Linked DNA regions of Homo sapiens: region 1 is linked to region 2. Evidence: chromatin loops called from intact Hi-C (ENCODE). Cell type or tissue: A673. All regions are shown on one strand. Links, peaks and the distances in the headings refer to the core of each region. The heading gives the core; the rest is flanking DNA. Region 1 has its middle 93 kb from the start of LINC01812. Region 2 has its middle 31 kb from the start of C1D.

The links. Hi-C counts contacts between places; a loop is a spot of excess contacts. Peaks named below come from ENCODE experiments on the same cell type or tissue, not always from the same donor. Only the 100,000 strongest peaks of a DNase experiment are listed, where the experiment ranks them.
Region 1: a loop joins it to region 2, with 8 times the contacts of the local background. A loop is called at or near these places in 19 of 110 quality-filtered maps.

Annotation. Positions count from the first base shown.
Region 1 is chr2:67,723,909-67,740,289 of GRCh38, reverse strand. No RefSeq gene overlaps it. Among named protein-coding and RNA genes, the nearest start is that of LINC01812, 93 kb to the left of the region's middle. In A673, for the core only: a CTCF peak has its summit at 6,462 (motif pointing left); a DNase peak (open chromatin) is centred at 6,429.
Region 2 is chr2:68,024,049-68,040,429 of GRCh38, reverse strand. It overlaps the pseudogene FBXL12P1. Among named protein-coding and RNA genes, the nearest start is that of C1D, 31 kb to the left of the region's middle. In A673, for the core only: a CTCF peak has its summit at 8,688 (motif pointing right); a DNase peak (open chromatin) is centred at 8,719; H3K27ac peaks cover 547 bases.

The DNA of each region.
Region 1 (16,381 bases), core at 3,033-11,032, 300 kb after region 2:
AATAACACCACACATCTACAACCATCTGATCTTTGACAAACCTGAGAAAAACAAGCAATGGGGAAAGGATTCCCTGTTTAATAAATGGTGCTGGGAAAACTGGCTAGCCATATGTAGAAAGCTGAAACTGGATCCCTTCCTTACACCTTATTTGAAATTAACTCAAGATGGATTAAAGACTTAAATGTTAGACCTAAAACCATAAAAACCCTAGAACAAAACCTAGGCAATACCATTCAGGACATAGGCATAGAAAAAGACTTCATGACTAAAACACCAAAAGCAATGGCAACAGAAGCCTAAATAGACAAATGGGATCTAATTAAACTAAAGAGCTCTGCACAGTAAAAGAAACTACCATCAGAGTGAACAGGCAACCTACAGAATGGGAGAAAAATTTTGCAATCTACCCATCTGACAAAGGTCTAATATCCAGAATCTACAAAGAACTTAAACAAATTTACAAGAAAAAACAAACCCCATCAAAAAGTGGGCAAAGGATATGAACAGACACTACTCAAAGGAAGACATTTATGCAGCCAACAGACACATGAATAAATGCTCATCATCACTGGTCATCAGAGAAATGCAAATCAAATCCATAGTGAGATACCGTCTCACACCAGTTAGAATGGTGATCATTAAAAAGTCAGGAAACAACAGATGCTGGAGAGGATGTGGAGAAACAGAAATGCTTTTATACTGTTGGTGGGAGTGTAAAGTAGTGCAACCAATGTGGAAGACAGTGTGGCGGTTCCTCAAGGATCTAGAACTAGAAATACCACTTGACCCAGCTGTCCCATTACTGGGTATATACCCAAAGGATTATAAATCATGCTACTATAAAGACACATGCACACATATGTTTATTGCGGCACTATTCACAATAGCAAAGACTTGGAACCAACCCAAATGTCCATCAGTGATAGACTGGATTAAGAAAATGTGGCACATATACACCATGGAATACTATGCAGCCATAAAAAAGGATGAGTTCATGTCCTTTGCAGGGACATAGATGAAGCTGGAAACCACCATTCTGAGCAAACTATCACAAGGACAGAAAACCAAACACCACATGTTCTCACTCATAGGTGGGAACTGAGCAATGAGAACACTTGGACACAGGGCAGGGAACATCACACACTGGGGCCTGTCATGGGGTTGGGGGGCTAGGGGAGGGATAGCATTAGGAGAAATACCTAATGTAAATGGTGAGTTAATGGGTGCATCAAACTAGCATAGCATATGTATGCCTATGTAACAAACCTGTACGTTGTGCACATGTACCCTAGAACTTAAAGTATAATAAAAGAAAAAAGAAATCCTCCCACCTCAACTTCCCAAGTAACTGGACTACAGGCATGTCGCACCATACCTGGCTCATATTTTCCTTCAATGGCACATGCCACATGCCCGTTACAGCAACTTGAGGAACTCATACTGACTGCATGTGAAAATGTTCATCCCCTCCTGATCCACTCCATCCTGAATCTACATTGGTTGTTTCTTCCTGCATAAGCTATGCACATGGCTCCGTGCCATCGCTCGTGCTGTTCCTTCTGCCTGTAGTGCCTTTCTTCCATTTCTCCATCTAGGAAGTGTCACATCATGTCCCTCTCTGAATCACAAGTGTGTATCAGAATGTTTGTTTCATCACTGGTGTTCAAGTGTGAGACCAATTCAATGAATATTTGTTTGTATTATTTCCCACGGGGAAATTATGGACCAGGAAAATACTAAATAGTACTCAGTATAAATAGAAGAATTCACTTTTAGACTTTGGAAGAGAAGTAGCATTTGGGAAGGTAGACAGGAGGAAGTTGTAGGTGGGGGAAACTATAGAATCAAAGGCATAGAGTTGGAGATGAGCATGGGTTTTGTGTAAAGGAGAAATGTGACTAGTTAGACTGTAAGCTTCATTGAAAGAAGTGATAGAAAATAGAGTTTGGAGGGCCCATATTACTGAGTCCTTTGAGAAGTTTGAAAGAGATGAAATAGGTAATGGGTAGACACTGAAGGTTCTTAAACAATAAATAACCCAATACAAATAATGAATTAGGGAGGCACTGCCTAAGGTAGAGAGGGAGCTATCGGCAGCTATACCGATGGAGGCTGTAGCAGGGTATAAAGTGATGAGGTTGGGCTGTTGTGGGTCAGTGGGAATGGGGTGGTGGCATGGCAGAGACTTCATCCTGAAGGCATCTGAAAGGAAGAAATGGCAGGTGTGGTTATATATGACTACACGAGAACAAAGTTTCTTTTTATTGACTGACTTGGCATTAAGAACAACTGAAAGTTTTGAGGTAGTATGTTATAAATAAATATACTTTAACCTCAAAGCCTTTCTTAAATGGTCCACTACTAAGCCCTAATTTGTGAGGAGAGACAGCTTTTCAATGATAGATGATTCTGGAGAAACTCATCTCAGCAGTTTGGGCACAAACCTTTTCTCTAGCACAGAAAATGTTAGAAGCTTCACTGCTGATTCTAGATTACAAATGCTGCAAAATTTCTCCACTGAATTATATATCTATCAATCAACAATGTGATTTCTCATACCTTCTCCAACACTGCATGTTGTCAAATAAATACTTAAATCTTTTTCTTAATGATGAGTAGAAAAGGGGTATGTTGTTTTAATCTCTAATGAGTGAATTTGCATTTCTCTAATGAGTGATACTGAGCATCATTTATATATAGATCAGCCATTTGTAGCCTGTTGTCGCTCTCTGCGTATTTTTATAATCGGATCCTTTGCCCTTTGTATTCACTTTAAAGGCTGTTTGTTTATTAACAAAATTAGGGTTTGTTTATAAAAGCAGATTTTAAAAACTTTTTACTCCAGTAGTTTTCAGTGTACAGGTGGTTTTTGGTTACATGGACAAGTCCTTTAGTGGTGGTTTCTGAGATTTTAGTGCACCCGTCACCCAAGCAGTATACACTTTACCCAATATGTAGTCTTTCATCCCTCACCCTCCCCCACCTTCCCCATGCCCTGAGTCCCCAAAGTCCATTATATCATTCTTATGCCTTTGTGTTCTCATAGCTTAGCTGCCACTTATAATAAGTGAGATTATACAGTCTTTGGTTATTCATTCCTGAGTTACTTCACTGAGAATAATGGCCTCCAGCTCCATCCAAGTTGTTGTGAGAGACATTATTTTGTTCTTTTTTATGGCTGAGTAGTATTCCATGGTGTATCCAGACAACATTTTCTTTATCCACTTGTTGACTGATGGGCGCTTAGGTTGGTTCCATATCTTTGCAATTACGAATTGTGAATAAAAGCTGATTTTAAAAGCCTAAATTTTCATAGATTTAAAAATGTATATGGATTATCAAACTCTCCAACCTGTTAGCATTCTGAGTATTTGGAAACCTTCAAAATATACCCTTCTTAATCTTAAACCAGTATTTTTTTTTAAGTTATTTAAGCCTACAGTGCTAAATTAGAAAAAGTAAAAGTACCAAAATCTATCCTGATGTTTTCAATTTTATCTGCCTTTCTGCTAACCCCACATATCTAATCTGCACAGAAACATGAAGTTAGGGGGTGTTTGAACATAGTTTTCAGCCTTTCCCTTAGGATCTCTAAGACCGTGTCCAGAAGGGGATGGAGGAGGAGAATGGAGTGATCAGATCACTGACAGGTGTTCCTATCTTGGTCCTTATGCTCCATTTCTTTACGGTTGGCAGCCCCAATCAACCATTATCCTTGTTACAGGCTGAATTGTGTCCTCCTTATCCCCACCTCCCCCATCTATATGTTAAAGTCTTAACCCCCAGTCACCCAGAATGTGACTGTATTTGGAGATAAGGCCTTTAAAGAGGTAATAGGTAAGATGAGGTCATTAGGGTGGGCCCTAATCCCCTGTATTTGGTGTCCTTATAAGAAGAGAGCTTAGGACACAGGCACATGAAGAGGGAAGACAATGTGAAGGCACTGGGAGAAGATGGCCACCTAAAAGCCATGGAGAGAGGCCTTAGAATGAAACCAACCTGGCCCACACCTTGATCTTGGACTTCCAGCCTCCTTGATTGTGAGAAAATAAACTTCTGTTATTTAGGCCATCCCATTTTTAGTGCTTTGTTATGGGAATGCTACCAAACTAATGCAATGTCCTGTGGAAATTACTATAACCCTCACCAATTGGCTTGGAGATCAAGTTCTAACGTAGAAAACCATGGATTAAAAAACACTGGCCTTGAGCTACAAGGGGGTCACACCCTACTCATCGCATCTCTAGCAACTTAGAAATGAAGAAGGTATAAATTAAGAGAGCCTAATTTCAAGGCATAAATTTGGGGTTTATACTTTTCCTAATTTTAGGGTTTGTGAAAGCTTTAGCATTCATAGTCATAGCCCATTTAGATGGACACATTCCTAGGCATGTGTCCATCTAAATGGGTTTCTCCTTTGGGACCTTAGGACTCAGATGCCACATCTGGAACTTTCCCTTGGATGAGAGATGTGATAGCATGTCCCTCTATGACAGACAGGTCAGTCTGGTGGAAAAGAGCCTAGAATGGGAGCCAGAAGACCCAGGCCCTAGTCTTGATTCTGTCACAAACTTCCAGAGTGGCCCTAGGCAACTAGATATGCCTGTTTGGACTAGGAATCCTTATATGGTCTTCATGATTGATTTTCAAACTCACTTCCATGGAATGGTTTTCAGACTCAGTTCCATGGAATCTTAGGGGGCTCTATGGAGGAGTTTTAGGAGTTCTGGAAACTTTTCATTTGATTTTTCTCTTGCAAAATATATCTTAACTATTGAAAACACTGTAAAAAATAACATACATTCAGATGTATTTTATTTCACATTTTAACATATCTGAGAACATCAGTGTGTTAAAATGTGCTGCTAGGTTCATTTGGAATGAATGTCACAATAAAACTTTGTCATGTGGGTATGCACATTTGATGAGGAATACTGATATTCTGCACTAGTCTATCTCTCAAATTCTAACATGACTGATGCCTGTCTCCACTGACACAAAGTAGCACAAGTGAGTTTGTGACTATGGCATATTTGCTTTTTTTTTTTTTTTTTTTGCATATGCTCTTCTCATTTCATAAGACTTGCTTGTATCACCACAACTGACTCTCTTGCATCTTGAAAACATCACACAAGAGCTAGAATGAATGATCCGTTCTGACTTTATGATTAGAAATGCAAGAATTTATTAGGTGTTACCAACAATTCAACTTTGAAACAGATATTTCCTACTACTTTTCTTGCAAGCTTCTGGGTAAATTTAGTTGAACAGAAATCCAAGTTGTAAGACAAGTTGTTTTAAAACAAAACTGTTGCCATTTCCAACTACTTAGCTAGATGAATGAGTATTTTCTAAATATTGTGCTACTAAGTGAAAATAACATAATACTTTGGATGCTGAGGATAATATGTTTGTAATTATTCAAAGTTTTTACATTAATCAAATCAGTCTTAGAGCCAGCAGTGATATATTTTATATTATACGTAGCATATTTGAACTCATGAAGTAAATATATACTAGTGAAGTTCTGCTTTTATTTGTTTTAGGATTCCATACAAGATTTCATTTTCATCAAGGGTAACCTTGTTTAAAAGGCAAGAAAAAATACCAGGTTCGATGACCTTCAAGATTCCTTGTAGCTAGAACACCCTGGAATCTTCCAAGGTGGGTGTGAGCAAGGTTCAGGGAAGAGTGAGTTGGGAAAGTGAAGGGTAGCTGATTTGAGCACCAGCATCTGCATTCAGCTCAGGACCTTTCCTTTCCCTTTTTAACTGAGAGGACTAAGTGTCTAGGGACACACATACCCTATGTAGAACATCACATATGGTCAAGATTTCAGCTATACAAATGAGTGGTCCCAGGAAAATGCCATGGTTATCAAACAATGCTGCAAAGGTTTTTAAAAATATTTTTATGCTGGGTGTGATGGCTCAAGCTTGTAATCTCAGCTCTTTGGGAGGCCAAGGTAGGAGAATTGTTTGAGGCCAGGAGTTCAAGACCAGCCTGGGAAACATAGTGAGATCTCATCTGCAAAAAAAATTTAGAAAATAAAAAAATTAGCCAGATATGGTGGTGAGTGCCTCTAGTCCCAGCTACTTGCGAGGCTGAGGTGGGAGGATTACTTAAGGCCATGAGTTTGAGATTGCAGTGAGCTATGATCATACCACTGCACTCCAGTCTGAGTGACAGAGTGAAACCCTGTCTCTTATGAATGAATGAATGAATGAATGAATGAATGAATACATACATACATAAATAAAACTTTTATAGAGCATAGTATAATTATTTTGAAATTTGCTAAAATTCAATTAAAATGTATTGCATTTCCCTGGACACCTTTTCTCTGGAACAAATCTCTTCTGGAGCCAGTATCTGATAGAATGTATGGGAGGATGCGGCCTGGGACTGGATTGGGGTGGGTGTGTATGCCAGGCATGGGGAGTGGTGCTGCCATCTTCTGGCTGGCATTGGGGCTGTGCACAGTTGGAAACAGGGGCCCTGATTTGTTTCAGCTGCCACCTTTAGATGCCACACTCATCAGAGCTTATCATATTCCCAAGGCCCTCGTTGGATGTGGGGCACTGTGGGCTGGCCATGACCACTGGTTCTGGAGGTGGACAGCACCAATCAGGCTTGTAGAGCATGAAAAGATAGAACAGAGAGGAGCTGCCTGGCTGTCGGCCCTGCCTTATCCCAATGGCTCCTCCCCTTAGGATAAGAAGGAAGGGTTGGATCTGGAATGCTGGAGGGAGGTAGCTCCCAGTGTTTTCCCTGGGACTGTATTCATCCATTGATTTCAGGCTTGAGTGTTTTGACTGGAGGACTAGTGGGGAAGAGGTGATGCTCTTTTGATTCTGACCTTACTTATCGTATCAGTTAGGATAAATGTTCACCTATATATGTAACAGAGGCCCCAGACAAAAGTGACTTAAATAAGATAGACTTTATTTTTCCTTCCTATAATAGCCAGGAAGTAGGAGGCCCAGGGCTGGCATGGAGCTCTGTTCAACAAGGTTGTCTAAAGACCCAGCTACTTCTGCTTTGTTTTGCTTTATCTTTAGTGTGTTTTCCTTATAAGAATGAATGGTCCAAAGTAGCTCCTCCATATCCATGACCCAGATAAGAGGATGGAGAAAAGAGGAGAGAGGGCCGTTACCATCTAAGAACACAGCCTGGAATTTGATTACATGACTTCTGCTCATATTCCCCTGTCCAGAACTTGGTTAGATGGTAATGCATAGCTGCAGAGGAGACTGGGAATATACCAAGATAAAAATAGTGGATTCTATTATTTTGAAAGAGAATGGAAGAATGGAATAGGGATACAATTAGCTGACTTTTCAAGGGTGTTCAATGAAGCACAGAACACTGTGCTATTATTTGGAGCTCTGCAAACCTAGAATCCACCACAAAGGTAGGTGGCCAAGATTGGCAGGCATAGAGTTCAGGAGGGAAGCCTGAGAGCCCCTGATCTCATGGCTGGCACTTTACTGCCATGCTTATCAGTATTTATTTTTCTCAGATATGGACAATTCCAATTTCCACTAGCCTCTGCAACTCCTTGAGGATATCAAGGCAAGAAGGGCTGGTCTAGATGCTCAAAGAATCCCAACGTGTAAGCCAGGGTATTTCAAACATGCCCTAAGTGCCGTAGACTTCTGGGTGTAGGCAGAATAAATGGAAAACAAGGGCTTTTTAACCTAAATTCCATTCTTCACTTGGCTACTTAATAAAGTATTAAGTAGTCTTATATATTTTTATTGCTTTGTCTATGTAAGATTTCTGGCTAAAAATATAGTTTTTACACTTCTGAGCCATGAGAATTGAAACACCCACAACTCAGAAAAGAGACTAAGTGACATATTAAACACTAGACTAGAGACTAAATGACATATTAAACACTAATGCCATAATATCATATGTCATATGACTATGTGATGGGTAATGGTCTTGACCATGTTATTGCTAGGAAACAATTTAAATTGAAAATAAGAAGAAAATGTCAGAGTTGAAAAATAAAAAGTATCAATGGAATCCGGTAGTTCTGAAGAAGTAATTACATAATGCTTTAAAATTTACAAAACATTTCTACATCTATTCCCTTCTCAATCCTTCTCTATTTACAAATAAAGAAATAGAAGCACAGAGAGGTAAAGTAACTTGCCCAAAGTGGTACAGTTAGGAGTGCCAGAAACAGGATTAAAGTCAGGACTTTGGAATTTTCACTATTTACATACTTTCTCCCATATTTGCTTATACTCTAGCTTCTGGATAAAGACCTATTCCTAAGGTACCAAGACCTGAGCCATTTCATCTCGTGAGCCTGATTTCTGCTGGAGCAGCAAGCAAATAGTCTCACCAGCAAGGCCTCTATTCTTTTCTCCCTCCCTGTCATCTCCCATTGAAAGCCTATCATAAATCAGACACTGTCCCAAATACTAGAGATACTGTAGTAAACGAGATCTGTGAAATCTTTATTAGTAGATTCTAGTGGGAGCTACACAAAAATGAAGGCATAACTAAATAGACGCAGTATTTTCACTTAGTGGTAACTGCTATGAAGAAAACTTAGGGTAAACAGGATGGAGAACAGCAGGGTAGGAGCAGAGTCTATTTTCATTGGATGATCAGGGAAGAATGAATGAGATATGAGCAGAGACCTGAATAAAGTGAAGCGGTAAGCCATGAAGTGTCTTAAGAGCATTTTAAGATGCAGTTAGAACCAATAAGTAATATGCTCAGCACAGTCATGGAACTGCACATCAGTGGGGCTGAGAGTGTAAGCAAGAATTTTGAAACTTATTTTGTTTTAAGATGCAGGAGAGAGAAAAGGTAGGTAATTTCAGAAGCCAGTTTTCTGAGTAGTGAGGGGGATGGAATTATGTGCATAAGTGGAGAGATTGACCTTGGATAAGAGGAGGGACAGGTCATCTTTGGGTCAGGAAGGCTGGTAAAGAAGACAGGAACAGATGTGGGAGGGTTGATAGATTTGGTGGGCAAATGAGTTAGTTCTTTTATGGTTGGTTCTATTTTGTTCGTAAAATATCAGGCAAAGTCAGTGAGGTGGGGCAGGGAGCTGATGGTCTTCTAAGATGGTGAGAAAGTGAGTTTATCAGTAAATATGGAAGGGCTGCTGGGTAATGTTATAAGCCCCCATGAAGTCTACAGTATTAGTCTTATGAGAGATCTATCAGCATGGCTGTGCAATTTTCCCAGCTATGCTCGGATGCCACAGAGATATAAGCAGAAAGATGAATTTAACCATGTGTTGGGTATTCTTCATGTGCCCATTCTGACCCATTCTTTATCCTTCTTCGTCGGGTTTGGTACCCTAGGTGGCTGATACTTATGGAATGATTCATGCCTTCCTTGGCCTCTGGGTTGGGTTTGGCTAATGGCAGGCAGGAGATTGAAGGGCAGGGGGCAGTGAGATGCTTATATTTACTTTCCCACTCCTTCGCCAGTGGCCCCTGGTTGTCAGTGACTGTACCCCTCCAAGGAAGCCGTAGCTCCTATTAAGCAGCCCTCTTCTGTAGATGTGGCTTTCTGTAGGTCCCAGGAACCATCTCTCTTCTTATTCTTCCAGGCATAGGGGTGGTAACTGCTTCCTGCTGCTGTTAGCCTTGGGGTGCTTCCCTATCCCTTATTGCTTTCCCTTTACCTTCCTACCCTTTTAGAACAATCCCTTCTAGAAAGTCTCCCCCTTTGCTCTCTCTTGGTTTTATCGGTTTCTTGGTAAGTCCTTGATTAATGCAAACCTGGCTTGGGGTGTGGCCAGGCAGCCCTAACAGAGGGAGAAAGGAACATGGTATTCATGGGTATACAAGGGAGAGATGATGATGGAAACAGACTCTAAGCTGAATGAAGAGGGAAATGAGGATGTGAGGAGAGTGGATAGACTAAAAACGTGGCAGAGTATGTACATGGGAAGTCCCAGTGGAGTCAAGGGACGTTGGAGGTTGGGGTACTACAGTGAATAAGCTGAAAATTGGGAGACCGTCTTTGGAGAGTAGAGGTGCTTAAAACAGAAAATGTATGATGGGTGTAGTTATTGATAATAACAATATTGAGGTCAGTGATTCTCAACCCTGGCTATATATTAAAGTTGCCAGGGGAGCTGGCAAAAAATATTGATGACTGTCTTCACTTTCAGAGATTCTGACTACAATTGTTCTGGTATGGGCCCTGCATGTTGTGGTTAAAACAATAACAACAACAACAACAACAACGAACTAAAACACTGTCTCAGATAATTCAGATGTGTGGCTGGAGTTGAGGATCATTAGTCTAGTGTATGAGCATGGGAGTGTTTGACTGTAACGGACAGAGGAAAATTATCCTTAGCAACCAGAGGTCAAGGAAGTAAAAGGCCAGTGGCTTGGAAGGGCCACCTATGTGGAGGCCACCGAGAATGATGGAGAGAAATCAGTGAGTCAGATGCTGAAACTGGCAGGTTGATAGAACTGAGAAAAACTTGGATATTTCAGTTACTCTGAGCTGAATCTCTAGCCCCACCCTCTCCTCTTAGCTCAGGGCAAGGCCCAAGGATGGGGTGGCCTCTTGGTAAACTTGTCTTTGATCTCCCCTTCCCCAACATATCTCCACCTTTAGTTTCCTTTATTTGCTTTTAGGATTACCTCCTCCCACCGCTGGTGTTTGGAAAACCACATTTGACTCAGGGTGTTTGCAGTATCTTTCCCAAACGTGATTTTCTTGGTTCCTTGATCTTTTTCAACCTTGAGCCTTCTTACTCTGCTCATCAAGAAAATCCCTTTTTCTCTCTCTCACTCCCTCGGGGCTCTGTTAGGGGGATGATAACTTCCCAAGGCTCATTCATAGATTGAACCACCTGGTAACAAGCTTATATATCCACAGGGAGCTTCCCATATTTTAACTAACAAGGTAGAGCCAGCAGGCACAAAAAATCACTCAGATCTTCTCTACATCCAGGTCAGTGCATGTAACATTGCCCAGTCTGCAGAGAGAACAGGAGTTTCATCCTCTCTTTTATTTTCTACGTGCGTGCCATTGTGACGCCATTTAAATCAAATTCTTCTCTATAGCTGAGCACAAAACCTGCACATTTCTGGTTTTGCTCTTTCCAAAGATAATTTCTGCTGTTTAATGAGATCTGAGAATGAAGTCAGGCATGAGCCGGAGAAAGGTCACAGTGTGTGCTCAAAGGTATATTAACTACTGTTGGAGCTGACATCGGTCTCTTTCCAAGAGGACAAAATTAAGGAGCAAATAGTAAATACGTTCAATGGCACTTTATTACAAGTAAGACCATTTACAATGACATAAGAATATGAGAATGGTTTCAAAGAGAAAATAGGAGTGCTTACAAATAGAACACATCTTACCAGTTAGAATAGGAATGTGATTCCAGTCAAGGTTAATGGGGAAACGGTTAATGAAGTGTACAGATTCCAAAGCTGCATGATGCCATATTGTACCTCACAGAGGTAATTAATACTAGAGACTCTGGCTAAATGGACACATTATACACAGCAGACAACTTGAAATTCTGCACACCATATAGAGAAGCTCCTCTGGATGCATTGTGACTCACCGTTAGCACTGACAGGGAGGTATTAGAGCCCATGTTTTCATGATGGAGTCCATGTGGCACCTTGGGATGAACACCAGGCAGGAAGCAAGGAGAGGGGGTTCCAACTCAGACTCTGTCGCTCAGAGGTGGCGTGTGACCTTGAAATAAGAAGTACTTCTTATTTCTCTTAGGCTCAATTTCCTCCTCTGTAAATTGAAGGGGTTGCATTAGATGAAAGTCTTTTGTAATTTGAATTCTGAGATTCTCTGTTCTTTAATGCTATACCACCATTATCACTTACCTACTGCATAATTGTGTAAACGTGGGTATATCTGGGTAAAAGATTACATCTATAAATATAGATGTTGATAGATATTTACCTATATTTACCTGTGTGTGGCACATAGGTATACCTAGGAGTCCATCTTTATTGTGTTTCTGAAAGGACACAGCTTTAAAGAATTACTTCAAAAGGTTTCTGTCTCTCCATTCTATCACCAATACTCATGTCTTTAAATTTTTCTCCCACATTTTCCCCAAAGGGTAAGCTAGCATGAATTGCCTATAGTATTTAAATGCCTGGGATTAAGTTGAATTTGGGGAAAAGAGCTCCTTTAGCCTGTTGACTGCAGACTTATCTGTCCCTGAGAAGCACCCTCTTTGTCTCATGTCATAGTCTGTTGCTCTGAACACCTCAGGCGGGAGTATAAGGCTAAGGCTCTCTTAGTGGTGGCAGGTGAGGGACGGAGCCAGGACCATGCTACATCCTTTACATTTAGCTTTCTTTATGTTTGGCTGTCTGCAATCTCCCCCTGTTCACCTACTTGAGTAGAGGGGCTTAAAAGTAGGGCATTTGCCTGCACTGAGTTTACAGCCCAGTGATCATTGTATTGACAAGCATTGCTTCAGCTGAACAGTTTTCTCTCTATGTCCAGGCCTGTTCGTAGGTGGCATCCCGAGGGCAGATTCCAGCCTTATCCTGGCCTCAGAACTCACTCGTTGCTGCTTTTTAAAATTCCCAGGTGCACCTTGTTTATTTCTCTCTCCTCTCCTTCCTTGAACTCCCCTGTCTTGTCCTTATGCTTCCCCTGCCCCTCAAAAAGAAAAGAAAAGAACGACAAAAAAAAACAACCCCTTCTGGGTGTCTGGCTATAGAAGATATTTAGGTTCCTTATATAGAATTGGAGAAATATCTTCCTATTGTTCTGAATGAAGCAGCTTAAAAAGGCCTGCGAAATCTTAGATTTGGGGTAAAGGGGGCCTAAGTAGTGACAGCTTTGAAAGCGAAATCTCCAACTCCCACCTCCCCCCACAGACAATGGGAAGAAAATCTTGGAGGGTCGGCAGCCTCAGAGCCAAGTTACCACACAACATTGACAGCTGCAGAATTGCACCTATTGATTGCGGTGTAGGGGCGAATGTTTCATCAACCTTTAATTGAGCTGATTCCTAAATAAAACAGGGTCAGCTTTTGCTGTGCTGCTTTGTCTAAACAGCTGCAACTGAGCTCTAGTTGACACCTCTTCAACAGACCCTCATTTGGACGCTTTTTCGCATTCCACGGGTTCTAGAACATTGGTCCTCCGCTGAGACTATTCATCTGCATCACCTGGGAGAGTGGTTAAACCTGCTGAGGCTGGTGCTTCATCCTGGCTGACTCTGATACAGTACGTCTGGGAAGCAGGCTGGGTAATTGTATTTTTATGAGCCCAAATGAATACTCAGAAACTTCTGGAAGATTCCGTTGAAAACTAAATAACCAAATTACCATGTGAAGTAGACAAAAAATATCCTGGAGTTGTGAAGCAATCATATCACAGCTTTTTCCATGGGAGGGGATATGGTCACCTGGATGTGAAGAGGAATACATTAGCACTCTCTTTGTGTACTTTTCAAGTGTTAGGACATTGCTCTTTTTTTTTTTTTATTGCTTTGTTGTTTGCTTCATTTCAAGGAACAATTGGGCTTTCTTGGATGAGCCCATAATCTAGTTTCAGCTTTCCCTCAGACTCCATTAGAGGGAACACTCCCCGACCATCACAGCAGGCGTGTTGGTGAATCCAGTGTTCACTGAAAGATTAAATCGGATTTCATTACACATACCGTATAATGTGGGGTGACCTCCTCCCATTGTTATGTTGGGTGGATGCTCAGAGAGTTCTGATTTTTATTTCCTGGTAATTACTTCCTTGTGGATTCAGCTTTTTTTTTTTTGGTCCCAAACAGTTGCCTTGTCAGGTCCCTTGTCATTCTTCAGTCTCCCTCAAAACCTGACATGTTCCTTAATGAATCCACTGCATACTGAGCTGTGGCCAAGGAAAATCAAGAAGCCATTCCATCAAAATACCCATGATGGAAAAGCCTGTTCTCATTTTGAACTTGTGTTTCACTTCTGTCCCACCTGACCTGGAGGGTCTGCATGCAGGTGACTGACGGGAGAAACATTTGGACCCTAGCTACTGTGAAAACATCCTAATTCCAGTAACTTTGTTTATATTCCTGTGCTTCCTTGCCTTTGAAGCTGCTGCTTATTGGTGGATGGCGGGGGCCCTATGGCTCCTATACATTTTAAAGCTGCATTCCCCAGAGTTTGCCCTGGCTATGGAGACCTGCACTTTGTCTTTTAAGCAGATAAAAAGAGAGGTCAGTCAGAAGTAATTCCCCTATTCCTCGTATAAACAGTTTAACTGCTGCAGCAACATACTTGCTTGGAATTACTCCCTCAGATTCAATTCCCTTTTCCTGTTCCACTTGTAAAAATGGTTAGTGTCCTCTATAAACTGCAGCTCACCAAGGTGCAGGGCTTGCTGTGCAGTTGTAGGATAAATGTTAATCTAATACAGGTTACTAGGTCAAATGCAATCACAGGCATGTGGGAAAAGCTTAATACTGTTCTGCTTCTTCTAACACAGTAAACCTGGATATTATATGATAGGTTAAACACCAGTGAACCATAGCAGGAATTTCCTTGAAAGTAGGATTTAGTACAAAGGAAACTACATTGAAATAGTGACCTAGGGTTGACTTTGCTCCTCGAGAGAGCATTCTGAGATGCCAAAGCTCACTGTGAAAATGGACTCCTTAAAAATGTGACACCCCAGAATCCCCTGCTCAGGAGATGGATGCCAGTGAGAGCAACCATGACACATGTAAAGGTTTCCTATGTTGTCAACCATGACTTCAATTTCTCTTCCTTCCTCCCAAATTCATGAGTGCACACGTATGGGCTTTCCTTATGAAAAGTTAATGGGGCATCAGATGGCCTGTTAAAATCTGGATCTCAACCTGAACATAAAGTAAACACAGAATCAAGCATGTTGAGCAGATGTAGGCCAACTGTGTTGGGAAGACCGTGTAGATCTTGGTGGTGGACTCCTTACTATTTTATGTGGATGTCAGTGCAGTTAAGTGTTCCCAGCATGTACTCCTGACGAAATGCCAAACCGGAGACATACATATGCTAGCAGATGTATAATAATTTCTTAAGTAAATGAGTGTCAGATTTCAGGGGAGTTGCAAAGTCTGGTTTGTGGGACCACTTGGGTTCTGTCCTTCAGAGAGACAGGAGATAGGGCTGGGGCTAACTTTTCAAAGTCTCATGGGGTCTTGCGTGTGGGTGCTGTTGACTCTCATAATGACATGGCAGTGGTAATGCACTGTTCTCCTTGCTTTCAACTGAGACCATATTCAACAGGCAGTCATGGCAAGGAAAGGAGTGCTGAGACCCAGACTAGAATTCACCACTCTTCCTGAAAGCAGTTGAGAATGTGGCTTTATGTCTTCTTTTGGCTCTTAACATAGCTCTCACCAAGCTTCAGGGGTTTGTTTGACTTGTGAAAAATGTATTTATGTATTTACAGGTGGGATGTAGCTTTCAAGTGATTAAGCTATATTGCTTACATGTTAGCTGAGTTTGAGTGTGTAGATATTTGATAAAAAGCCTCTCTCTGCTTGGGTTTGCAATTAAATGCTGGAATTAATCAGGTGATGTGCTCCCAGATGGTTATGAAACTATAATGAAAGTCATCCCAGGTATGTGAGTGACCCATAGGAAGACTGCGTAAAAGAATAAGTATGGGCTAGATGTAGTTTTTAGTAAAATGCATTTTTTAAATTCTTCAAAACAAGTTTGGATTTTTAGGAAACAAACCCAGCAAACTGAACTTCATTCCTAAAATCAGTTGCCAGCAGGAATCAAACAGACTTTATATGATTAATTTTTGTGCTATGGCTCTGCATGGCTGTCATCTCTGGGCCAGCCCATCCTAATCACCTTCCCTGCAGTGCTCTGCCTTCTGCGCTTTGGGCAGGTGGCTGGCCACTCAGACTATGAGAACCTGGCTGGAGGGAAGCAGCTGAAATGGACTCATTCAGACAATTCCCCTCCAGCCAGTATTAGAGACAGTTCCTTCAACAGAAATAGGGATCCTGAGGGCTTCCATTGATTGGGAAATGTCAAACACATAATACGTAGATGACTTAAAATGCTGTAGGCCCCCTTTTTCTCTCTTTGCAGACTGAATGGTCAGGTTTCTCTGTCTCTTTAGGACTCCATTTTCTCTAAGTTTTTCTTTGTAAAGATGTAAAGAGGGAAACATACCTCTTTCCATATTCTGTGTATTCATTCAGCATAGAACGTTGGCAAGGACTCTGCTATTGCATGTTTTCTTTATGAGTTTGGGGATACGCATGAGACTGTGTGTTAATGGAGACCAATCTGGCAAGATCTCAGGCAATGCCTTGCTCCCAATGGTCATGCCCAAGTTTGTGATATCTTTTTAGGAGGCCACTGAAAAAACTCAGAATGGAGATGTGGCCTCTATGTAG
Region 2 (16,381 bases), core at 4,160-12,159:
AGACTTCAAAAATGGACAGCGTATTGAATGTAAATACTTTTTTCTTAAGTAGGTCACTGGAGAAAAAGATACTTTAGGAATCACTCAGTTTATCATACAGTTAAATTATAATTTTATTCAATAAGTTACCAGAAATTCTGGCTTTGCAAAGTGACATTAACTAAGAAAGATGTGAACAGTGACTCAGCCTCATGTAATAGCTAAATTTGGTATCTAAAGGGAAGAAAAAGCACTGATGTCTCATTTTCTCCCTTCATAGCATAGTTAGAAAACCTGCTCAGATAAATTCAGTGGCTCTTTTCCTGAATGATCTTGGTAGCAACGTATTTTATATCAATGTGACGTGAACATAATTTACAAATATAAACATCTATCTTTCCCTATATTCTGATCTAAAACTCTCCAGTTTTGGAAATACAAGCCATATTTTGTTCATATATTAGCATTTTATAGTTGTCATTAACAACTATGTTGGCAGAAAGTATACAGGATTTTATAATGGAATTCTGTAGATTTGTTTCATTTGAATAATTTGCTATTATATTACCTGTTAGCGGGCTTTCAAGAAAATGATTTGAATGTTTTTTGGTTTGCATATTCATTTTCCTATCAAAGTGGGTGTACAGCCATAGACTACTCTTTAGAATAGCCACCCTCTGACTTGATGTGCCTTTTTAAAGTGCTTATTTATGGCATAACTTTTTATTATTCCCTCAAGAAGTCTGAGATTATGGCATAATTTTTAACACAGCCAGAAAGATTAGTAAAGTGTTCAGAAAAGAGAGAGCTATAGTGATAGCTATTGGCAATTGAGGTTTAATTTTTAACTTTATATCTCCCAACTCCCTGCCCAGCTAGAAACCTAAAGCCACCAGCTCTGTGTTAGTCATCTGTTCTTAAAAGGTTGAAACGAGATGCTGGTTTTTACTCCCTCTCCCCACAATTAGCCTTGAAGTTTAGCAAATCTATCATAGCAGAATAACTGTATGCAAGATGTCAGTTTTGTAAAGTGATATATTTCAGACAGTATACAAAATTTGATGGGGGAAAAATAAGCTTTTATAAATGAAACATTTAAGAGACTCTTTTATTATTTGCTTTTCAGTTTAGTGTTGCCTTTAAGGTGTACCATTTCAGTTTGGCAGCTGCAATAAATGAAGAAAATTGAAGATGATAATTCAGCATTTCAAGATGCTTCTGCTGAAATGAATGTAGACCTATCCAGAGCTTGAATTTCAAGCTTACAGTAATACAATATTTTAAAGCCAAGTACCCAGGCAATTCATAGTGATATGATTTGAATGAGATTATTAGGAGGAAGAGAAAGAATGCCTTCAATTTCTTGTTATGTAGGTATTATCTATTGAGATGCTATGTTGAAAAATGTTATTGTAAAAAGAATAGAAGCTTGTTATACCCACTTTGTTATAGAGTACAATTTGTCTTGGACCTTACACAAAAAACTTTAGTTATTAAAATAGCAAAATTAGAATCACCTCTGATTTAGTGCTAGAGCATTGGATTGCCTATAGACCATGTTCTAATGTGTGTCTGGTATTTTTTTTCATTTGATGGCCTTTAATCTCACTAATAATGCATTCCTTACTTAAACAAATAATTTGCTTCCCTAGTTTTGATACTTTATTATTTTTCCCTTAAGAAAGAGATAATTATTTAAAAGTTGCTGGATTTTGTGGGTTTTGACATTTGTGACTTTTAACACTTGTGATTTTTACTATTTGTGAGTGACTTTTAGAGGTCCATGGAGTATAGAGTTATTTTGTAATTTTGCCAAGACATAATCTTAATTCCTGCTAAATTCCATGCAGGAAGGCATTATTCAGCTAATGATTTAGCTTGGCTAACCTCTTAGCATCCACAGTTTTTTTTTTCCCTCACTTGCAGTCTCATTCATTTATTCACTCATTCATTCAACAAATATTTATTGAACTCCTGTGTACCATGTTCTGTTTTAGGCATAGGAGATTCAGCAGTTATCCAAACATGGTTGTAGTGGTTGGGAGCTGTCAAACTTTTTATCATGTGATAAATGGCTTCTATGGCGTGAATTATGTTCCCCTAAAATTCATACATGGAAGTCCTACACCTCAATACCTCTTAATGTATCCTTATTTAGAAATAAGGCCATAGTAGATGTAATTCATTAGGGTGGATCTTAATCCAATATGCCTTTATAAAACCGGGAAATTGGGACACAACATGCACACAGGGAGAACACCTGTGAAGATTAAGGCAGAGTTTGGGATTATGCTTCTGTAAGCCAGGGAATACCAAAGATTGCCAGCAACCACCAGAAGCTAGGTGAGAGGCCTGGAACAGATTCTCATAATCCTCGGAAGGAACCAACTTTGCTGATCCTGTGACTTTGGACTGCTAGCCTTCAGAACTGCCAGACAGCACATTTCTGTTGTGTAAGCCACCCAGTTATTGATACTTTGTTATGGCAGCCCTAGGAAACACACACAATGGCCATTATTGAGTGGACACGATTGAGAAGATTAATAACTTGGATGTGAAAATGTGTGTAAAAATCTTTGGCACAAGATGAAAGTGTAATTCTGAAGAAAACCAGGAACCTGGGTAAAGTTATTCAAGAATACTTTTGAATTTGGGCAAAAATCTTGGAACTTACACCTTGAAATGTCAAGGGTCTGTTATACTCTTTCTGAAGCCAAAATGTTCAGACCTTTCTAACATACTGTCAGTTATGATTGAGTGTTGAGTATGCCATCTCTTAATCTTTATCTTGCTTGAAGAAATTTACTTAAAACCCTGTCGGGTTTCCATGGAGAGGAGATTTTCACCATGCCTATTATCATCTGCCATGTGATCTTTCCCTAATGTAATGCAACAGTCAGGTTCAAATAACGAAAATCCTGAAAAAAATCTGCCAGAATATGTGTATAATTTGTCCTCTTGGATAAGCACACACCACTTAAAAAATCGCGTATTGGATTCATCCAGATAGACATTTTTAAAAAATGTGTATGTGTCTATAAATTCTTAACTGTATAGTGTGATATTCAGTTTTCTTTATTTTTTTATTTTTTGAGACGGAGTCTCACTCTGTCACCCAAGCTGGAGTGCAGTGGCGGGATCTCAGCTCACTGCAACCTCCACCTTCTGGGTTCAAGCAATTCTCCTGCCTCAGCCTCCCGAGTAGCTGGGATTACAGGTGCCCGCCACCGTGCCCAGCTAATTTTTGTATTTTTAGTAGAGATGGGGTTTCACCATGTTGGCCAGGCTGGTCTCAAACTCCTGACCTCGAGTGATCCACCCACCTCGGCCTCCCAAAGTGCTGGAATTAGAGGCATGAGCCACGGCGCCTGGCCCAGTTTTCTTTCTTTAAAGTTAGGCATTAGACAAAATTAGTAGCCGGGCGTGGTGGCGCATGCCTGTAATCCCAGCTACTCGGGAGGCTGAGGCAGGAGAATCGCTTGAACCCAGGAGGCGGATGTTGTGGTGAGCCGAGATCGCGCCATTGCACTCCAGCCTGGGCAACAAAGAGCGAAACTCCGTCTCAAAAGACAAAAAAAAAAAAAAAAAAAAAAAAAAAAAAAAAGGTATTAGAGAACTCAGAGGCTGGGCGCAGTGGCTCATGTCTATAATCCCAGCGCTGTGGGTGGCCAAGGCGGGAGGATTGCTTGAGTTTAGGAGTTTGAGACCAGCCTGGGCAACATAGCCTCCATCTCTATTAAAACAAAAACCGAAACAAAACAAAAAAAAGAGCTCTAGTGAGAACTCAGAAGTGGGTTCTCACCCTTAATGATTTAGGGTCAAAGTGGGTTCATACTCTTAATAGTTTGGGCCCAGTTTTTTTTTTTTTTTTAAATATTGTAAATGTTGCTTTATTGGTTTTCAGCGTTTAGAATCAACTGATAGGTAAAACAAGAAAGTAAATGAAATTGACCTTGCCAGTATAAAAGTAAAGGTAGAATAGGCAGAAGTGAGTTAGAAATAGAGAACATATTAGAGGGTCATCCTTATGTGGTGAGAAACACAGATGCTGTACAAAACCGGTGGATGAATACGGTTTTACGTTTATTTTTCAAAGGTAATGGTGATTTATTCTTTTTAATTCTTCTATCAAAAATTGGAAGGGAGAAAGTAGTATAAATTAAATCCTGAGTTTTCAGGCTGGGGAGCTAGTAGATGATATCCAGTGATACAGCAAATGTAGGTGAGTGTTAGGAAAGTTATCACCAGAACTAAAGACAGAAAAGGTTTACAAGTGAGAGTCCCTCACACCAGCAGGAATGAAGTAGATAGTTTTGTTTCTGGTTTTTTCTGTTTCTATTTTTTCCCATCAGATTCTCATGGTGAATATTTTTTGTTGTCATAAACATAATTTCTTTGGTAAAACGAAAGAGAAAAAAAGTTGTAGTGACAAGCAACAAAATTCGTTCAAAGAAGCAGCATGACAATGAGGTACTCCTGTGAATACGAGTTATTTAGTTACTGAAATTTTAAGCAATAAAACATTTCAGTGATGGAGAAATAATATAAGAATACTTAAATGTGGTAGCAAATATTTCATTATCATATATATACATATATATAGTCTGTGAGCATTAACTATTTTTCCTAAATTTGGGCTCAGTTTACTTTTAGACAAGTTGCCTTCCAGATATAGTTAGAGAATAAGAACTCTTATTTGGAAGTAGGTCTCTTCCAAATCTGCCTTCCATGGTATTTTGAAACTTCTGAATCTTACCAAGATAAGTTTAGACACCGCAACAGTAGGGTTATCATATGTAAATGATAGTGTGATTTTTGCTTGAATGTCTTAATAATGCTAAATTGAAAGGGATTTTTATTGTACCTAATTTTCATCAGGGGAGGTTAGTTTGTAGGAAATGTGTTTATAATCTGTTGTCTCACTGGAACCTAACTGGATTATAATGGAAATTGAATATTACTAAATATTACACATTGTCAAAGATGTCGCAAAATGTAACATCATTTTAGAATTTGTCCTAAGAACAATTGAAATTTGGGTTTATAGAATTGGAATTGCCAGATTTTATCTATCACCTTTTAAAATTTGTAGACAACACTAATAAAGGCTAACCTAATAATTTCTTAATTATTGATACCACTTAAAATTTTATTTTAGCAAAAGTTATTTGAGGTTTCCCAGCTACATGATGTTGTGTAAATACATAACGTTAGAAATACCTGTAATTAAATTTTATTCTTTCAGCTAGGCATTTACAGTAACTTAACATAATTAAAATATATACCTTTTTTTTTCTTTTTTTCTTTTTGAGACGGAGTCTCACTCTTTCCCAGGCTAGAATGCAGTGGTGTGGTCTTGGCTCACTGCAACCTCCACCTCCCGGTTCAAGCAGTTCTCCTGCCTCAGCCTCCTGAGTAGCTGGGATTACAGGTGCCCACCACCATGCCCGGCTAAGTTTTGTATTTTTAGTAGAGACAAGGTTTCACCATGTTGGCCAGGCTGGTCTTGAACTCCTGACCTCAGGTGATCCATCTGCCTTGGCCTCCCAAAGTGCTGGGATTACAGGTGTAAGCCACCACACCCAGCCTAAAATATGTAACATTGAAAAAAAGATGTTAAAAGCATCTTTTGGAAATAGTGGTAATGTATGTGTAAGTCCTTTTGTGGTAGGTACTATGTACAACTTAATACATATCTTAAAGTTTGGTTTGCTAAGCTTAATTGTTATGTACTGCCTTGAAATTTACAGAAACTATTCTATAATTGTGTGAGATTTTTTGTTTTTGCCTGTATTCCTCTTCCCCTTTGTATATAATTAAAAAAATTAATTAGTAAACTTTATTTTTAGGGCAATTTTAGGTTCACAGCAAGTTCCTGTAGACCCCAGTCCCCACACAGCCACAAGCTTCTCCGGTAACAACATCATATATCATAATGGCACATTTATTACAACTGATGAACCTACATGGACACATCATAATCACACAAACTTTATCATTTACGTTAGGGGTCACTCTCAGTGTTGTACGTTCCATGGTTTGGACAAATATATAATGACATGTACCCACCGTTGCAGTATCATATAGTATTTTCACTGAGCTCCACTTATTCATCCCTCTCCCCACTCCCACCTCTGCCAACCACTGACCTTTTTACTGTCTTCATAATTTTTCCTTTTCTAGAATGTCATATGGAATCATACAGTATGTAACTTTTTCAGATTGGCTTCTTTCAGTTAATAATTGCATTTCAGTTTCCTCCATGTCTTTTTATGACTTGATAGCTCATTTCTTTTTAGCACTAAGAAGTATTCCATTGTCCAGGTGTACCACCAGTTTATATATCCTTCACTTACTGAAGGACACCTTGGTTCCTTCTAAGTTTTGGCAAATATGAATAAAGCTGCTGTAAACATCATGTGTAGGTTTTTGTGTGGACGTAAGTTTTCAATTCTTTTGGGCAAATACTAAGAGGTGCAACTGCTAGATTCTATGTTAAGAGTATTTTCAGTTTTGTAACTGCCAAACTGTCCTTCAAAGTGGCTATACCATTTTGCATTCCCAACATCAGTGAATGCAAGTTGCCATTGCACCTCCTCCTCACCAGCATTCAGTTGTGCTGTAATTTGTTTTTCAAGATTTTGTTTATAGGTTCTGCCATACGTTTTTGCAGAGATTTAAAAATATGATGTAAATGATCAAATGAGATGTAGAAAAATCTTAAATTTCTTAATAAGAAAATTGGAAAGGAGCTAGGGTCTGGCTCCTGAGATGCTGGGAAATAGAACGTTTCATTCGGAATAAACTTGGACTTTAACTTAAAATGCATCTTGAAATTCTTTGAATTCCCTGACTCATTGGAAGACATTTTCAATATATCCAACTTCCTAAAAGACAAAGAGTAAGAATCCTCTTCCACGGTTAGATATTTTTGTCAGAGATAAATAAGAAATGCTTCTTAATATGTGACTTGGAAAGTATAATTGAATTTACTGAGGTCTTGTTTTTGATGCCCTTCTTACTAATTGTTTTAAATATTTTTGCTTTTTATTATGATAAAGTGAATAAAGTGGAATAAGTGAGATCTTAAAATTCCCACTGGATTGTCGTTTTCACATCTGGAACCCAGGCGCAATGTTTACTTTTTTTGTACCAGTCTCTGTAACTAAAGTATAGGTTATTAAATTTAATAAATGATTTACAACTGAGTAGAAAGATTGTCCAATCATTCCCTCTGCTCTGAATAGTGTTTGTTCTGTGTGTGTGTGTCTGTTAATGCCATGTACGTGTGTGCATGTGGTATATATGCATTTATGGCAGCTAACACTGAGTCTTTGCCAGGCACTGTGTTCCTCATTTGTCATCTACACAAGAAGCCAATTGAGGTGGGTATTATTTTCTGTTTACAGGTAAAGCTATCAAGGCTCAGAGAGGTTAGGCCTTGCCCAAGATTATGCGGTTAGTGAGGCTAGGATGTGGGGCCATTCTGGAGGCTCCGCCTTAACCACTGTTTTCTTCCCTTTAAGCCTAATTACTGGCCGAGGAGCTACATGGAGGAGGTTTTACCGGAGGAGACGACCTAGGTCAGTCATGAATTCTATTTGCTGATTGGCCAAACTTGCTCTGAATTTTCAAACACTTATCTAGCTGGTTTCAGTTTGGGTTAGTGTGGTGTCAGTGTTACACCTGCATACCGACTTCATAATTTGGAGCCACATCACATTTTTTATGGTGTGCTCTATTGCTAGTGTCAGCAATAGAAAAATTCTGACTAGCTTTTTTTTGTTTGTTTTTTTGTAAATTTTGAGACAGAGTCTCACTCTGTCACCCAGGCTGGAGTGCAGTGAAGTGATCTCAGCTCACCGCAACCTCCGCCTCCTGGGCTCCAGCGATTCTCATGCCTCAGTCTCATGAGTAGCTGGGATTACAGGCACGCACCACCATGGCTGGCTAAGTTTTGTGTTTTTAGTAGAGATTGGGTTTCACCATGTTGGCCAGGCTGGTCTTGAACTCCTGGCCCCAAGTAATCTGTCCGCCTGTGTCTCCCAAAGTCCTGGGGTTACAGGCGTGAGCCACCATGCCTGGCCCTGAATAGCCATTTTTGATAATGTTTGGCAGTTTATCCTCCAGCTTAGACCATCTTAAAACTATTCAAGAAACATAGTATTGATACACCTGGTTATATTTCTCAAAAATAATTCTTACCTTAAACTTACGAATTCTCCCTCTCCCTCCAACTCCTGTTCACCGCTATGTAAAACTGCTCTTTATAGAAAGTAAGAAATCCCCACACCAGGAGACAATTGGCTAAATTACACTCAACTGCAAAAAAGTTTGCACTGTGCTTCCCCGCTTGTGATTATAATTAGCATTTTAATGAATCAGTTAATAAAAAAGCTGTGGTAAGCAAGTGTTTCCTGAGTGCCTACTAAGTGCTGATGCCCAGCTAGCCTGTGACAATGGGAGAGTGAAGTTCAGTGTCCCCACTCTTGCTTGAACTTACAATCTAAGGGAGGTTTTCCCTCAATCTTCATGCAACACAGAGGAACATTTTATAATGTAACTATCCCATTTAAAACTTATCACTTTCAACAATTTGGTTTTTCATGCTTTAGGCTTTCTTAAAGGTGTACATGTGTCTCTTTCATACCCATATATGTTTCTGTCTCATGTTAGATTTATCATCATTGCATTTATCAATCAGAACCACTGGATGGCAGCAAAAGAACATAGGAGATTTTCTATCGTGCCTTTGTGTACACAAAAATGAAGTGAAAGCTATTCTTTGTATTTCATGCATGGTGGAAAGAAAATGATACAGTGATTAAAACTTGACAGCTATCTACAGCAGATGAAACCCCAGCAGATCTCATGACTAAATATTAATATATGTTACCCTAAGTGTGAAAAGTTAAATTTATGCTTTATTATTACCAAAGCCATACTGTAAATTTCTCCTTTTTCAGTTTCTTTTAGTCACAAAAATGTCTTCCAAGATTTCTATGCAATAGTGGTATTTATAATGGTAAAGAAAAAATCCAAGTCAGATACTAAGAACTTGTGAAGAGAGACTTTGAATGACAAGGGACAATGGAAAAGAGTCCCTTTCCTTGATAGCCTGTTTTAAAGAGCATTCTTAGAGAAAAATCAGAGTTTGGAGAGACCCTGTTCATAGACAAGAGTTTTTCATTTTTCTTTTAAAAAATCACTTAGCAAGCAGATTTTAAGTAATATGAGCCTCTGAAGATTTCATACCATTTCTATAAATGTACAATGGCTTAGTTCCAAACTGAGTACCATATATAGCTCAATACATACAATAAATCTCTCAAACTAAAAAGGTGAAATAGTAATGAAGCAGCAATGAGGTAAAAAATACTTTTTAATTTGATTTCAGTGCAGAAATTTGAAATCTGTTTAGTTGAAAATAGAGCTTCCTATTTCTCCCAAGTATTTTTCAAGCTTATTTGCTTACTTTAAAAGAATCTTTTAATTTTTGGAAAAAAATATATTTAACTTAACTTAAAACCTCTAAATGAGTTACAAAAAATAAGTGCGGAATGGAGAAGTTGCTTTTGTCCAGAGAGCTGAGTTTTGAACGCAGCGAAGGTATTATCATTCTGGGGCTTATTCTTGGAGGGTTATGGAAGAGCAGAGTTTGTGTTTCTTCCCCTGTTGAGCTTGGGGCCTTCTGGGTTACTTGGAGCCTGAACCCTTCTTGATTTATTTCTTGTTGGCAACATTATCATTGCTTTTTGATGTATGTATGATATGGATCAGTGGGCTTTATGTAATTTGATTCTTAATGGAAATAAAGTTTGGGAAAAGAGGTAAGTCCTCCCCCAACGCCCTGCAACAAGGTATATGGCCATCAGAGCCTCGATGTTCACTTTCCTTTAATAGTACTCAAGATGCTTCAGCAGTATTTATAGGTACTGAGACCTGGACCCCCAATCTGAAACTATAGTTGAACATCATCCTGGGCTTGGACTCTGGCCATCAATATCTACTAAAACCAAGAACAAGGAGAGATAAGTAATTCTTATCCTCACCATTCCTTCTCTTTGGAGATTTATTTTATTTTATTTTATTTTGAGGGGGGGCTAGGAGGAGGAACATTTTTATTGTCTTAATGCAAGATAGATTTGTGTGAAGCGTATTTAGTTTCTTCAGAAACTATGTAGAGTCACTATGCTGAAAGAGTCTAATTTGCTATTTCTACTAGTTCAGAGTATTTGGGGACAGAGGTCTGTAAATCCTCTTGGAAATTTTCTAGAAAAGAAATTTCTATGCCCTTCTTCAGTAATGATCACTTGTAATTCCCCCCATACCTATCATTTTGTCACATTATTTCATTTGTATTAGCTATCTATTAACAGAAATTATAAATATAATGAGAAAAAAATCATTTTGAAAGTCAGTGATTGTAAAACTAAAGGGTAAAACCACATATAATTTGTATGTGTCTTTACAGACCATAGAGGCCTATCCATCAAGTTGCAGGATTTACTTTGTTCCAGATTTATTATTTTTATGGCTCTTTTAAATTTCACTGAATTTTGTGATCTAGCCTTAAATCATGATTCCTAAAATACATCTTCAGGTAAATATCTTGGTAGAATATTTTTTAGTATGAATTGTAGAACATCAGAAAGAACATTACAACACAGCTTTGACTTTTTCGTTCCGTCGGTGACTATTGACTTTGAAAAGATCACAGAAACTAGGCGTACATTTCTCCATCTATAAAGCAGGTAAAACCATGCTAATTTTCCTCCATTGCCTATACAAACTCAAATGAAAAGAAGTCATGTTTTCAGAAGAAAATGGTATTTAAAATGTTAGGTTGGTGGTAGTAAAATTAAGATGACATTTTACATCAAAACTGGGCAAATTGAATGAAAGTTTCTCTTCTAGTTTTTTCTCTATTTTGTTTTGTCTCGAATAAGATTTCTGAGTTAATAGATGAAGAGGTCATTAGGGGGAAGTTAGAGTTCTCAGATCTTGCATTTGTAAGGTTCTTTGGCTGAAACCTGACCCTAGAGTCTTACCAATTCTGTGTGGACAGCTAAGGTTTTGCTAGGTGGTTTGAGACCATGGCCCAATCCTTGAAGGAGTCAGGTAGTGAAAAATTTCTAACAAAAGAAAAGGACTTTATCTTATATGAGAGAGTGTCAGCCCTTCTGTAATTCATTTAGAGAAAGAAGCCCACACCATAAAGAACAGAGTCCCCATTTTTGCTACTAATGGAAATTGTCCCTCTTGACTAGAGCAATGCAGAGAGCAGTGGCTGTCAGCTCTAGCTCCACATCACTCCGAGAGCTTAAAAAATATCCCCATGACCAGGCCCCACTCCAGACCAACAAATCAGACTTCCTGGGGATGGCGCAGGCATCATCATTCATTGAAGCTCCTCAGCATATGGTATTGTGCTTCCGAGGTTGAGAACCACTGATCTAGAGACTGCAGTAGATAATAACTTGGCAAAAGGCTTACACAACAGAAACGTTTTTTAACGTCCATTACTTTGTCTTTAGTTGCGTTATCTTACTTTTCCAAAAGGGGATCTGTAAGTTGAAGACAAACAAAAAATACACTAGGAAAGAAGTGCTGAAAATGTTGTCAGCTAGCCATGGTCTTCCCTGGTACAATCCTAACTTTGCTGTGAAGGAAGGGATGCTTCCCTCTTTCCTTCCAGCCTATTTATTATGCTATTAAAGAAACATAAAAATGAACATAAGGTTCATCTGAACCATCTCAGATACTGCTAATTTCTTATAGACATAAAATAGTCTTCCTAACTTGAAATGAGCCTATTTCATGATTATAGGTCTTCAGAAATTGGTATTTTCTCTATTCTGTCTGAAATGATAAAAAGAAAAGAAACCCCAGACCTCAAAACGTTCAAAAAATTTAACAAAATTATTTGTATATACACACCAGTGAAAACACATTCAGAAGCTATTAGTTATAGAATCAAAATGCTCAATTTCATTGTATGCTACACAAAAGATTGACCTGGGAGACAGAAATGGATTCTGGACTTGAGTTGGCCTTAGCTAGCTGGGACCTTAAAACTTTCCTTAACATTCACTCAACTTTCATTTCCTCACTTAAAAGGGCATCTATGACTCTGGCAAGCCAGATACCTTATCTGTTACATCTACAATCCTTATCCAATTCTCAAATGAACCCTGCTGTAGAAACAAGTTCCAATTAGCCATAGACTTGCTTTAGAAATATTCCAACCACAGGTCATAATTTTTGCTGGGTGAGTAGAAAAGAATGTTGATGTCATTTACTATCAGTTGCATTTGTCCCCTTTTATGAGGAAGATAATGCAGACATTGGATTAAATTTCAAGGCTGTCTTAAAAAGACACATTACACAGAGAACTGGGAAATATTGTTTTCACTGATTATGTTACAGACAGTAATGTTTAACATGGCACATAAATCAGCAAAGTAAATGAGCAAGAGTCTGATATTTTTTAAAAGGAACTTTGTATTCTACTTGTATGTTTGATATATAGTTGGTGCTCAACAAATGTTTGTTAAATGGTGAATGAATTTGTAAGGTTAAAAAGCAATTTCTTAGTCTCAAACACTAACTTGAAGAGGTTCTAAAGATCAAAGTTTTCTGATCATAAAATACATTTTTTATTTAAATCAGATTTCTTAAATGGTTAAAATTTGAATACAGCAAAATTGGAAAAACTCATTATTGGACAGGAATGGCAATTTTGAATTAGATAGTGCTTGAGCTACTATACTTATGTAATGATTTTGAAAATTTAAAATAGTTACACAAGCTTTGAAATATCTTTAATCTGTTTTATTAAAATCATAATCTCAATGAACAACTCAAAGGTAAATTTTTCCTATGGGGTGTATATCTAGTATTCTTATGGTTATACCAGCAATGATAAACTTTGTGGCTATGAAGCACAGCTTTGATTGAAGTGAAAATCACATTAATATTCTGACATGACCATTTGTTTAAATTAATGCTTTCTAAAATAAATTAATTTGGTCAAATGAGTATTTAGTTCCTCTAGATTAAGTAATTATAAATTGAGGAACCATTTGGGAATACGAAGAATTAGGAAGCTTTTTGTTTTCCTAGCTCCTCTTATTTAAAATTAAAAATAAAGAAGATAATTATATTTAAGTGCATTCTGCCTTTAGTAATGGTAGAGAAAGTAACTTTGATTGACCCTTCTGCTGAGTACAATTTGAAAACAAGCCAACAAACAAATTAAGCACATCTTTCTGCTTAAAGATCCCAGAGAGCTAACAAGATAGTGAACGATCCCAAGGCCAGGATCTAGAGATGGGGCAAGGCTCAGAGAGATGATCCTGTAGCTGGGGATTCTTTTCCTCTTTTCCTGGAAATAGAGTCTGAGAGTTCAAGTGGGTGGGTGATGTTTTTTTGCGGGGGGACAGAGTCACTCTGTTGCTCAGGCTGGAGTGCAGTGGCATGATCTCGGTTCACTGCAACCTCCATGCCTCCCGGGTTCAGGTGATTCTCATGTCTCAGCCTCCCTAGTAGCTGGGATTATGGGATTACAGGTGTGCACCACCATGCCTGGCTAATTTTTCTATTTTTAGTAGAGATGGGGTTTCACTATGTTGGCCAGGCTGGTCTTGAACTCCTGAACTCAAATGATCTGCCCACCTTGGCCTCCCAAAGTGTTGGGATTACAGGCAACGTGTAATGGTTTTGATGCCCCATGAAGCTAAAGCAACAGGGATTGGTGTCGAGGGCCCACCCAAGTTGGGAAAGTGTCCTAGTAGTTCTTTTCCCCACTTTGAGTTGGGACCACAAAGGGTTGCACTTTAGAAGCATGGGAAGGCAAATGAGAAGTTGACCCTGGCAGGTGATCCAGAAGTGCTAGTATCCCCAGGCACCAGCTAAGGAAAATTAAATCTCTCCAGGAGAAACATAATATCATTATTTAAGGCCTCAAGTTACTTCTACAAGGAATTTTGCAAATGCAATATTCAGGGCATACTAAAAAAAAAATCTAGATAGGAGGCATGAGTGAAAGCTGACAAAAATAGCACAATGAAAATAGATTCACAAGGGCTCCAGACATTGACATTATCAGATACAGAATTTTAAGTAAATGTACTTTGGTGAAGATGGCAAAGAATGAGATTGAGAATTTTGTCAAATGTGGAAACTATAAATAAAAAATCAAACAGAAAATCTGGTAGAGAAAATGTAATGACAGAAATCGGAAGATCTCAGTAGCTGGGTTTAAGAGCAGATTGACACAACTGATGAGGGAATTAGGAACAGCCTGATGGGTTAAAGAAAATATCCAGAAGGAAATATGGAGATACAAAAAGGATGGAAAATGAGAATAGGGGTGAAAACCATGAGAATGAAGTGAAAAGCTCTACTTTATGAGTAATTATAGCTCCATAAAAAGAAGAGAAAGAGGATGGAGTGGAAGCACAATCTGAATAAATTAGAGATAAGAATTTTCCATAACTAATGAAATTCATCAAGCCACGGAAGCCCTACAAATCCAAAACAAGATAAATATAAATAAAATCATTTAGGTATATCATGACAATATTACCAAAAACCAAAGTTTAAAAACAAAATGCCAGATTAAAAAAAAGATTGCCTTTGAAGAGGGAACAATTTAACTCACAATTGACAGAAATGGTGGAAACCAGAAGACAATAGGATCATATTTTGAAGTGCTGAAAAAGAAAATTGCCAACCTTAAATTCTAAGCCTACTGAAAATATTTTCCTTTAATGAGGGTAAAGACCTTTCAAGCAAGCACTAAATTTAGAAAATTTGTCATTAGCAGACTCACACAAATGAAAATTCTAAACGTTATTCTTCAGAAAGAAGGAAAATTATTCTAGATGGAAGATTTTCCTTCTGTCTAAAGAACACCCAAATGGCTATATTGCACAGAAAAAAACTAAGAGCCTTTCCTCTGAGATCTGGAACAAGACAAGGATGCCCATTTTCACCATTGTTATTCAACACAGTACTGGAAGTCCTAGCTAGAGCAATCAGACAAGAGAAAAAAATAAAGGGAATCCAATCTTGAAAGGAAGAAGTCAAATTATTATTGTTTGCAGAGGATATGATCTTATATTTGAAAAAAACTAAAAAATCCACCCCAAAACTATTAGAACTAATAAATAAATTCAGTAAAGTTGCAGGATACAAAAATCAATATACAAAAAATCAGTAACATGATGCTGACAGAAAACAGTCTGAAAAAGAAATGAAGAAAGTAATCCCATTTACCATAGCTACAAATAAAATAAAATACCTAGGAATAAACTTAACCAAAGAAGTAAAAGATTTCTACAATGAAACCTATGAAACACTGATGCAAGAAATTGAAGAGAACACAAAAAAAGGAAGTGTATTCCATGTTCATGGATTGGAAGAAGAAGTATTTTTAAAATGTCCATGCTACAAAGCAATCTACAGATTCAATGCAATCCCTATCAAAATACCAATGACATTCTTCACAGAAATAGCAAAAAAAATCCTAAAATTTATATGAAACCACAAAAGTCCCAGAATAGCCAAAGCTATCCTGAGAAAAAGAACAGAACTGGAGGAATCACGTTATCTGGCTTCCTATTATACTGACCTAATGTAACCCAAAGAGCACAGTAGTGGCATCAAAACAGACACAGCTCGAGATCTTTTCTTACCTCCCGGTCTGGGACCAGATCCGCATCTACATCTGCAGCCCCGTCCCCACCTTGTGGGGACGGGGCGGGGTGGGGGCGGAGAAGACCGGACGGAGGGCGCACCTGGTACCTGGAGATGCAGATCCCGGATCCCACCTGGGGCCGAGGTGGTTCTAACCGCAGATCCCTTTCCTCAGGGTTTGTCACCGCTAGAAGAGGCTGGTGGACGACGGTGGCTGTGGTGACACGTCGACCTGACGCTCTACATGATGCGATTTAAAGTCATGTAGCACCTCCTTGGCCGGTACATGGCATCCCAGCTTCATTCCCTGTGGATGGGCGGCTACCTGTTCTCTGGCTCCAGTTGTCTCCTGTCCTGATAAGAGCCCTGGCCAGAAGTGCCCCAACCCGAAGCGCCTCTGCCTGCACGTGGCCGACCTGAGCACGGTGCCCATCACCAGCCTGTGCAGCGCCCTGGGGACCCTGGAGCTGCACAGCTGCGAGATCTCCATGGCCTGGCTCCTCAGGCAGCTGGACCCCACCATGCTGCCCCTGTTCGAATGCATCATGCTGGACTGCGTCCCTGCCTTCAGAGACGAGCACCAGCAGGGCCTGTCACGCTTCCAGGTCCTGCGCTTTCTGGTGGGGCGGCACCTACCGTGTAAGGGAGTTGCGGCTGGATGCCAGCCTGCAGGAGCTCAGCTACCTGCAGGGGCTTGAGG